2 separate regions of the Homo sapiens genome follow, and region 1 is linked to region 2. A link is an interaction called in ENCODE POLR2A ChIA-PET data of the cell type or tissue named here. Cell type or tissue: OCI-LY7. All regions are shown on one strand. Links, peaks and the distances in the headings refer to the core of each region. The heading gives the core; the rest is flanking DNA.

The links. ChIA-PET counts read pairs that join two places held together with the same protein. Peaks named below come from ENCODE experiments on the same cell type or tissue, not always from the same donor. Only the 100,000 strongest peaks of a DNase experiment are listed, where the experiment ranks them.
Region 1: POLR2A ChIA-PET joins it to region 2 with 6 read pairs; 10 of 35 experiments call an interaction of 5 or more read pairs at or near these places.

The regions. Positions count from the first base shown.
Region 1 is chr20:3,956,064-3,961,449 of GRCh38, forward strand. All of the region lies in intron 2 of RNF24 (ring finger protein 24), which reads right to left. Among named protein-coding and RNA genes, the nearest start is that of MIR103B2, 41 kb to the left of the region's middle. In OCI-LY7, for the core only: no CTCF peak of the experiment used is centred there; no DNase peak of the experiment used is centred there.
Region 2 is chr20:3,899,826-3,905,211 of GRCh38, forward strand. The region is part of intron 1 of PANK2 (pantothenate kinase 2); the gene reads left to right. Among named protein-coding and RNA genes, the nearest start is that of PANK2, 13 kb to the left of the region's middle. In OCI-LY7, for the core only: no CTCF peak of the experiment used is centred there; no DNase peak of the experiment used is centred there; H3K27ac peaks cover 1,794 bases.

The DNA of each region.
Region 1 (5,386 bases), core at 216-5,215, 56 kb after region 2:
TCATATCATCTGCAAATGGAGATAGTTACTTCTTTCTAGTTAGATGCCTTCTATTTCTTTTTCTTGCCTAATTGTTCTGGCTAGAACTTCCAGTACAATGCTGAACAGTAGTGGTAAAGTGGGCATTCTTATTGTGTTCTGATCTTAGGGGAAAGCTTTCCGTCTATTACCAGAAAGTACAATGTTAAGTTGTGTGTGTGTTTTTTTTTTTTTAATAAATGCCCTTTCTTGTGTCAGTTTTGATACACCTCTTTTTTTGTTAGGAATCTATGTAATTCACCCAAAATTTCAAGTTTATTGCCATAAATGCATAATATTCTTTGTGACCTTTTAATGTTTATAGGATTTGTAATAATGTCCCTTTTTCATTAGTGATATTAGTAATTTATATTTTAGTAAATTATATTTTATAATGTATATTTTCTTTCCTCTTTTTCCTGATTAGTTTTTCTAGAGATTTAACAATTTTATTAATTTTCCAAAGAACCAGCTTTGGTCTCAATAATTTTTACTATTATACATTTATTTTCTAGTTCATTGATATCGTGCTTAGCTTTTTTACTTTCTTCCTTTTATTTTTTCTTGGGTTTAACTGGCCTTTTATTTTAGCTCCATGAAAACGTTGCTCATTGGTTTTAGTCTTTCTTGCCTAATATATGAATTTAAAGCTATAGCTTTCTCATAAGTTTATTAATTATGTAGTTCAAATAATCTATATCCTTATAGGGTTTTTGCTTGTTTTACATTTTATTTCTTTACATGAAAAAATACCATTTTCACATAAAGAAACTATTTTCACCTAAAGAAATAAAATGGACCGGGCATGGTGGCTTATGCCTGTAATCCCAGCACTTTGGGAGGCTGAGGTGGGAGGATCACTCAAGCCCAGGCTGAGGAACATAGTGGGACTCTGTCTCTACAAAAAATTGAAAAATTAGCTGGGCATCAGCTGGGCTCAGTGGCTCATGCTTGTAAACCCAGTACTTTGGGAGGCCGAGGCGGGTGGATCATTTGAGGTCAGGAGTTCCAGATCAGATCAGCCTGGCCAACATGGTGAAACCCTGTCTCTACTAAAAATACAAAAATTAGCCAGGCATGGTGGTACACGCCTGTAATCCCAGCTACTCGGGAGGCTGAGGCAGGAGAATTGCTTGAACCCATGAGGCGGAGGTTGCAGTGAGCTGAGATCATGCCACTGTACTCTAGCCTGGGTGACAGAGCAAGACTGTCTCAAAAAAAGAAAAAAAGTTAGCCAGGCATGATGGCGTGTGCCTATAGTCTCAGCTACTTGAGAGGCTGAGGTAGGATTGCTTGAGCCTGGGAGGTTGAGGCTGCAGTAAGCTATGATCATGACATTGCTCTCCAGCCTGGGTGACAGGCTGAGACCCTGTCTCAAAAAAAAAAAAATAATAATAATAAAAATAAAAAATAAATAAAATGAATTCCATTAGAAGTCATTAAAATGAGGCTTTATTTGTTAATTCATTTTGCTTGTTTGAATCTTTTAATTAGATCTGCATGTTTTCCCAAAACTGAACTTGTTACTTCCAGCTACAGCATGGATCAATTTGTGCTCACCTTTTTCTTCCATCTGTGGCTCAAAATTCATCCCTTCTAGAAAGTTCTCCCTTAAATTAACTTCATTCTATGAAGTTAATTTGATTCCTCCATTACTCTAACTCCCATTAATTATCTAATATTTTACATTGCACTATTTTATTTTGCACTGCTAAATAGATATCTAAAAAGTATTTAAGAAGGCATGATTAACAATGCTGAACAGTGCTAGAGAAATGATAAAACCGTGTAGCTTATGGCCACTGCAAATTTGTGGTCTCCAGTCTCAGCCTGATTCTCCACATTGCTCTCTAATCCTTCTATCTATTCATGCTCAGTATCCTAAGCTTTCATGCAGTGGTTCTTTCAAACCCTTGCCACTCTCTTTAAGTGTTACCCTATCACTTCCTCCCCTATAATTTTCAACTGTCAATTTTTTACTACACAAATAAAGGGGGCTGTGATGTATGCAAGCTTTCTCACTCCCAGCTCCACATGGCTACAATATATTTTGTTTTCTACAGCTACCCTCATCTCTGTCTTAGGAAAAGGTGTTCTCCTGCTTAGGAATAATATTGCTATCTCTCTTATGTGTGTCTCTTTTCACCTCTATGATTTATTCTTTCTTATAAATCTTCCACAATTGGCTCATTCTCCTTAATATATGCATACACATACCAAAATCTCTATCTTACAAAAAAACCCAGCACTAAAATACTTCCTTGATTCTACAGCAACTCCTCCCCTCAACCTAATCTTTTCCAGCCAAGGTTCTTCAAAGACAGAGTTATATTCCTTGTATCCACTTTCACCTACTAGCCAGGTTTTGCCCCATTATAGCCTCTACCATCCCTTTCCCTATGCTACTGAAATTTTTCTACCAAAGATTAAGGATGCAAAACCTTATTGTCAAATGTAATGTGAACTTTTCAATTGTTATCCTCTTTGTTGGCAGCTGACATAATTGACTCAATCCATTGAAACACTACTTGTAGGGCATCTTTCTCACAATATTCTGTGCCCCTGTGTGTGTTTGTTTTGAGATGGAGTCTGCTCTGTTGCCCAGGCTGGAGTGCAGTGGCGCAATCTCAGCTCAATGCAACCTCCACCTTCTGGGTTCAAGCGATTCTCCTGTCTCAGCCTCCTGAGTAGCTGGGATTACAGGCATGTGACACCACGCCTGGTTAATTTTTATATTTTTAATAGAGATGGGGTTTCACCATGTTGGCCAGGCTGGTCTCAAACTCCTAACCTCAGGTGATCCACCTAGCTCGGTCTCCCAAAGTGCTGGGATTATAGGCGTAAGCCACCATTCCCAGCCTCGATTTTCCTCTTATCTCCTGCTATCCCTTCTCAGTCTCTTTTAAGGGCTCCTCTTAAATATCAATGTTTCCTTAGGATTCTGCCCTGGGCCCATTTTATTTTACTATACACATTCTCTCTAGGCAACACTCCTGGCTTCAGCTTCTACCTATTAATTACATGACCTCCTATTTCCAGATCAGACTTCTCACAAGCTTTAGAGCTACACATCCAACTAAGTATTAAACATCTTCAGACCCCCATCTCTGAAATGGAATCTATCATCTTTTCACTTAAAATGTGCCCATTCATTTTCTATCTCTCGGAAGGGATTGCTATCTACCCAGCTGCCTAAGCCAGAAGTCCAAGAAAGATTCTAAACCCCTTCTGTCCTTAATGTCCAGTCATTAATTTCTGTTTATTTTCACCTCCCAAGTATTTCTTACAACCACAACATCTTTTCTAGATCTACTGTCATTATCTTGGTTCATGACCTCATAATAACTGTAGCCCCAAAATTTCCCTGTATTCTTCAAAATTTATTTTTGAGTATTATTAAAACATAATACACAATAATTGTACTATTTATGGGGTACATGTAATATTTTGATACAAGCATACAACGTATAATGATCAAATCAGGGTAACTGGGGTATGCATCACCCCTCTATTTTTTGTTTATAATTTTATCCAAGTTACATATGTTGTCATATGTGGCTCTACAGGGTTAATAACAAAAAATCAGCAGTCCTCTGCCCTCTTCTCAAGAGATAACCCATTTTTTCCCCCTTTAGCTCACTATTTTGATCCTGACTTTCATGTTTCTAAATAACTTGCCTGTGTTGGTACTTCTTGATTTTTTAGTTTTAGGCATATCTAATGACTTCCTACTAGGGAACCGTTCATTCATTCACCCAGCAAATACTTATCGAGTGCTTAATATCGTGCCAGGCACGATTCTGAGTGTTTGAGATATAACAAACACAACAAATAACCATCAGGGAAAAAATATGAACAAACATAAATTAGAATATTATATAATTCATTATAAAACAGGATCTTTCTTAGCAAGGTAAGATGCCCTTCTTTTGTGCTCCAGTAGTGCCCTGTTCACAGCCCTACCATAGTCAGCACATTCTATACTACAATCCTGTGTAAGACTGTGGTTGGTAGTGACTGTCTTGTTTAGACCTAAGTTATAGTCTTCCTATGGTTCTGATGAGTCCAGTGGTGGTGACTGGAGGGAGCTCTCTGGAGAACAGAAGAACCTCCTGGGAAGGTGCTGGAGAGCTTAGGTTATCATAAAAAATGAGCTAGGGTAATTCTGGAGGAGCTGACTCCACAGATCTCTAGATTAACTGCAAAGACTTGTTAAATCCCAATTTACCATTTGAAGTGTTAAAGGTAACAAATTAGGATCATCACAAAGGAAAGCTCCTTACCTCATGATTAAATTTTAAAAATTGGCCAGGCGCGGTGGCTCATGCCTGTAATCCCAGCACTTTGGGAGGCTGAGGCAGGCGGATCACAAGATCAAGAGATCTAGAACATCCTGGCCAACATGGTGAAACCCCATCTCTACTAAAAATACAAAATTTAGCTGGGCGTGGTGGCGTGCGCCTGTAGTCCCAGCTACTCGGGAGGCTGAGGCAAGAGAATGGCGTGAACCTGGGAGGCAGAGCTTGCAGTGAGCCAAGATTGCACCACTGCACTCCAGCCTGGTGACAGAGCAAGACTCTATCTCAAAACAAAACAAAACAAAACAAAAAACAATCGTACCAATGACTAGTAAATGAAGTTTAGAAATGTTTGAACATTTCTGATTAAACATGATAATTCAATTTTAGTGTAACAGATCCTAATTTCTTTGCTTTGTTAGCTTATTTTTAAATTTTTTAATTTTTATTTTTTTGAGACAGGGTAGAGTGTGGCACAATCTTGGCTCAATGCAACCTCTGCCTCCAGGGTTCAAGCGATTCTCATGCCTCAGCCTCCCGATTAGCTGGGACTACAGGCGTGTGCCACCACACCCAACTAATTTTTGTATTTTTAGTAGAGATGGTGTTTCACTTGTTGGCCAGGCTGGTCTTGAACTCCTGACCTCAAGTGATCCGCCTGCCTTGGCCTCCCAAAGTGCTGAGATTACAGGTATGAGCCACTGCACCCGGCCTGTTAGGCTGATTATAAAAAAGGATAAGGCTGGGTGTGGTGGCTCATGCCTATAATTTCAGCATTTTGGGAGGCAGAGCTGGGAGGACTGCTTGAGCCCAAGAGTTGGAGACCAGTCTGGAAAACATACTGAGACTTCGTCTCTACAAAAAATAAAAAAATTAGCTGGGTGTGGTGGTGGGTGTCTAGAGTCCCAGCTACTCAGGAGGCTGAGATGGGAGGATCACTTGTGCTAGGAGGTTGAGGCTTTGGTGAGCCTCATGTCACTGCACTCCAGCCTGGGTGACAGAGTGAGACACTATCTTGAAAAAAAAAAAAAAGATACAAAAGGATAAAATTAAGTACATATCATTATTTT
Region 2 (5,386 bases), core at 236-5,235:
GCCTCCCAAGTAGCTGGGACCACAGGCACCTGCCACCATGCCCGGCTAATGTTTTGTATTTTTAGTAGAGACGGGGTTTCACCATTCACAGGATGGTCTCGATCTCCTGACCTCGTGATCCGCCTGCCTCGGCCTCCCAATGTGCTGGGATTACAGGCGTGAGCCACTGTGCCTGGCCCATCAGTTGTACTTTTTATGCACATGAGAGAGTTTTTTTTTTGTCCCTTCTTAATGCTTTTTTGTTTGTGTTGTTTGGTCTGCTAGTATTGTATCTGCTTGCTGTTAACATTTGCTTGATACAGTGGAGTAGCATTCTCCAGGCATTTATTTTAGTCATTTAAATTCAAGTGTATAAATTCAGCAAGTGAGTTAAGTGAATGGTGCCAGCGATTCTACCCAGTGTTTCCGTCAGTAACTATATGATTATGAGTGAGTATAGGGATGAGAATGGTGACTCTCCTTTCCCCTGTAGGGAAAGGAAGGGGCGTGATTGTCTGGAGGGGCACCTCTTGTAATGTGAGCATAGCTCTTTGCCAAATGAAACACTGGTCTTGAAACAAGGTATGACCTTTACTGTACTATGGCTCTTAAATGTAAATCAGCTGCTCTATCTAGTATTCATCTCTAGTGAGGTGCTTAAGAGTGCTTAACATTTTTATAATGTGTAATACTTTTGACTAAATGCCATTTTCATCTTTCAAAGCATTCAACTCCTCCTCATGGTGTGACTCCATTGTGGGTGATTTACCATTTTTCCTTCAGTTTACTTGTATAATCTTGTTTGAGGTATCTTTTTACATCAACATATACTTGAATTTCTCCTTTTCTCTCCTAATTCCTGGTTAAGCTCACAGAATTTCCTCTTCAGTCTAGAAGAGAAATTTGACCTATTTGTGATTACTGATAAGTGCAGTCATTCCCATCATTTATTTATTTATTAAATTATTTTTAAGTTTTTTTTGAGATGAAGTCTTGCTCTGTCGCCTAGGCTGGAATGCAGTGGTGCGATCTTGGCTCACTGCAACCTCTGCCTCCTGGGTTCAAGCGATTCTCCTGTCTCAGCCTACCGAGTAGCTGGGGTTACAGGTGTGCACCACCACACCTGGCTAATTTTTCTATTTTTAGTAGAGATGGGGGTTTCACGATGTTGGCCAGGCTGGTCTCGAACTCATGACCTCAAGTGATCCACCTGCCTTGGCCTCCCAGAGTGCTGGGATTACAGGCTTTATTATTTATTTATTTATTTATTTAAGAGGTAGGATCTTGCTCTGCTGCCAGGCTGGAGTACAGTGGCTGTATCACAGCTCACTAGCCTCAAACTCTTGGGCTCAAGCGATCTTCCTGCCTCAGCCCCTGGAGTAGCTGGGACTACAGGTGCACGTGATCATACCTAAATTTTTTTTTAGAGATGTGGTCTTGCTGTGTTGTCCAGGCTGGTCTCCCAACTCCTGGCCTCAAGTGATCCACCCACCTTGGCCTCTCAAAGTGTTGGAATTACAGGCATGAGCCACCACACCTGGCTGTTTTGTATTTACTGTACTTTTCCCCATTTCTTGTCAATCAGCTTTTTTGAACTGATTGCTTTATTTTTTTTCTAATGTGAAAGTCATTTTTTTTTTCTCCTCTGGAGTTACCTCTAAATTTTGACACATTTAAACTATCACTTCTATATTCTTGTGTAGAATTAATCAGAATCTATCTTTTCTTCCCTTTTCCAACAAGACAGAACTGCTGCTTGCTTTCATTTCCTTCTCCCTTCTCTTCCCTCTTCAACTTCCTATGTCGAAATCATGTAAGTATTTTAGTTTCAGATTGCTTATTTTTGTAAAAGTCAGTACTTTTGTTTATTTCTTAAAGCTCTTGGATTAAAAAAAAGTTTCTTAAAGCTCTTGGATGTTTTAAAATTATGGCATTCATCTACCAATTATGTTAGAGAAGGTCTTTGAAAAGTAAAGTTGATCCCTTACATATGTGAAAATTGTTTTTGCACTCCCGCTTGAAAGCTTATTTGGTTGGCTGGATATAAGTTTCAAAATCATTTTCCTTATAACTTTGAAGCCAGTGCTCCGTTGTCTTCTGGCATCTGTGCTGCTGATGAAAAGTCTGATACTGACTTTTATGTGATTTATGTATCTTTATAGGAATTCAGTTTTTTCCTTATGATATCTTGAAATTTCAATAGGATGTGTCTAAGTTGTCTTCCCCTTCTCTGCTGACCGATAAACACTGTTCAGCCCTTAGAGTAACCTGATGATTGGTGTCTTCCCTTTCCCCAAGGAAATTTCTGGAACTAACATAAGATGTTGGTCCTTCTGGTTCTATATTCTCTCCCTCTCTCTTTTTTTTTTTTTTTTAGTTAGAGACAGAGTCTCAGTCTGTTACCCAGGCTGGAGTGCGGTGGCATGGTCATAGCTTGCTACGACCTTGACCTCCTGGGCTCAAGCTATCCTCTCACTTCAGCCTCTCAAGTAGCTGTGACTACAGGTGTGCGCCTGGCTAATTTTTTATTTATTTTTTATTTTTGAGACGGAATCTCACTCTGTGGCCAGACTGTAGTACAGTGGGACAATCTTGGCTCACTGCGACTTCCACCTCCCAGGTTCAAGCGATTTCCAGCCAATTTTTGTATTTTTAGTAGAGGTGGGGTTTCATCATGTTGGCCTGGCTGGTCTCGAACTCCTGACCTCAAGCGATCCACCCACCTCGGCCTCCTAAAGTGCTAGGATTACAAGCATGAGCCACCGCACCTGGCCTAGTTTTTTTTTTTTCTTTTAAAGTAGAGATGGGGTCTGGCTGTGTTGTCCTGGCTGATCTTGGACTCCTGGCTTCAAGTGATCCTCCCATCTCGGCCTCCCAAAATGCTAGGATTACAGGTGTGAGTCACTGCACCCAGCCAGGTTCCATTTTCTCTATATTGACTATATTGACCTTTCTTTCATACTTGAAAAGCATTTGGGGATAATCTTTTAATTTTGTTTTCTATTTGTTTTTTCTGTGCCCATTTTGCTGTTAAATATATCTGTCAAGTTTTATTTTAGCAATTGTTTTTTCTCTTTTATAACAGCGTCTTTAATGTTGTAATTTACATACAATAAACTGCATCCATTTAAAATATACAGTTCCATGAGTTTCGACAGATGTGTATAGACACACACACACACACACACACACACACACACACACACACACACACCCCTTTTACCCCCAAACAAGAGTTGGGTTACCAGAGTTTTTCCCTCCTCCTGTGCAGTCCAACCCCAGCTCTCAAGCCCATGATTTGCTTGCTTTCAGATGTAAAAATGATTAGCTTGCCTTTTTTTTTTTTTTCCCCCTTTTTGAGACGGAGTCTCCCTCTGTCGCCCAGGCTGGAGTACAGTGGTGCAATCTTGGCTCATTGAAATTTACTCCTCCTCCTGGGTTCAAGTGATTCTCCTGCTTCAGCCTCCCGAGTAGCTGGGATTACAGGCATGCACTGCCACACCGGGCTAATTTTTGTATTTTTAGTAGAAACGAGGTTTTGCCATGTTGGCTAGTCTGGTCTTGAATTCCTGACCTCAGGTGATCCGCCCGCCTTAGCCTCCCAAAGTGCTGGAATTACAGGCATGAGCCACGACGCCCGGCTTTTTTTTTTCTTCTTTTCCTTTTTTTTTTTTTTTTTGAGACTGAGTTTTGCTCTTGTTGCCCAGGCTGGAGTGCAATGGCATGATCTCGGCTAACTGTAACCTCTGCCTCCTGGTTCAAGTGATTCTCCTGCCTCAGCCTCCCAAGTAGCTGGGATTTCAGCGCGTTCCACCACGCCCAGCTAATTTTTTTTTTTTTTGAGATGGAGTCTCACTCCGTTGCCCAGGCTGGAGTGCAGTGGTGTGATCTCGGCTCACTGCAGCCTCCATCTCCTGGGATCAAGCGATTCTGCTGCCTCAGCTTTCTTAGTAGCTGGGATTAGAGGCATGTGCCACCACGCCCGGCTAATTTTTTTTATTTTTAGTAGAGACGTGGTTTCACCATATTGGTCAGGCTGATCTCGAACTCCTGACCTTGTGATCCGGCCGCTTCAGCCTCCCAAAGTGTTGGGATTACAGGCGTGAGCCACTGCGCCCAGCCTAATATTTTGTATTTTTAGTACATATGTTTAGTACATACGTACATACTTTAGTACAATATGATTTCACCATATTGGTCAGGCTGCTCTTGAACTCCTGACCTCAGGTGATCTGCCTGCCTTGGCCTCCCAAAGTGCTGGGATTACATTCTTGAGCCACTGTGCCCGGCCAGTTTGCATTTTCAAAAGTTTCATATAAATGGAATAATATAGTATGTAGCCTTTTGTGCAAGGTTTCTTTTACTCACCCTATTTTTGAGATTCATGAATATTAAATATGTAGTAGTTTGTCCCTTTTTTTTGGTTTTCAGAGCATTCTTTCCCACAATTAGGAAATTAACATGGACAAACTGTATTTAAATTTTGCCAATTTTGGCTGGGCATGATGACTCAGGCCTGTAATCCCAGCACTTTGGGAGGCCAAAGTGGGAGGATTGCTGGAGGCCAGGAGTTGGAGACCAGCCTGGACAACACAGTGAGACCTTGTCTCTCCAAAATAGCTGGCATGGTTGTGTTCCTGTAGTCGTAGTTACTTGGGATGATGAGGCAGGAGGATTGCTTGAGCCCAGGAGTTCAAGGTTACAGTCAGTTGTGATTGAGTTGTGATTGCACTCCAGCCTGGGAAACAGAGCAACACGCTGTCTCTAAAAATAAAAATAAAAGGTGAAAAATAAATAGAAACAGTTTTGCATGGATTCTTTTGTACGTTGTTTATTTAGTTGTATATAATTTTATCGTGTTAATTTTTGCAGCCACACACATCTGGCAATCGTTTTTTAATTTTTGATTTTTCTCTATGGTAGCTTTTTTTATGGATGAGTTATGATTTTACCTCTGAGAATATTTTTGATTCTGTTTATTCCTGCAACTCTTTCTTCAGATATTTAGTTTCTCATTTTTGTAGTGTTTATTTCCCTTGTAGTTTTTCTAGTTTGTAAAAGTGATAATCTCTGGTTTGAGAATTCCTGTTCTTCTGCCAGTGGATTCAGTGTCTGTTTACCAGTTGGTCAGGATTGATTTTAGGGGAGGTATGAGATACGTGGCAAAATATGGGGTAAAATGTCTCCTTATTTCTTCTGGGTAATAGCAGCCACCTGAGTGCCATCCTGATTCTGGGGCTCCAGTGCCTGTTTCCAGTGAAGACTTTGCTTCTGTCAGTGTTGGGGATAGAACATGGTTATTGGTAGAGGGAGTGGCCTGTCCACTTGTGCCAAACACATTTCCCCACCATCGCTTGTGACTGCACCACTGCACCAGACCTGCTTTTGTTTCCCCATGGTAGCCGCC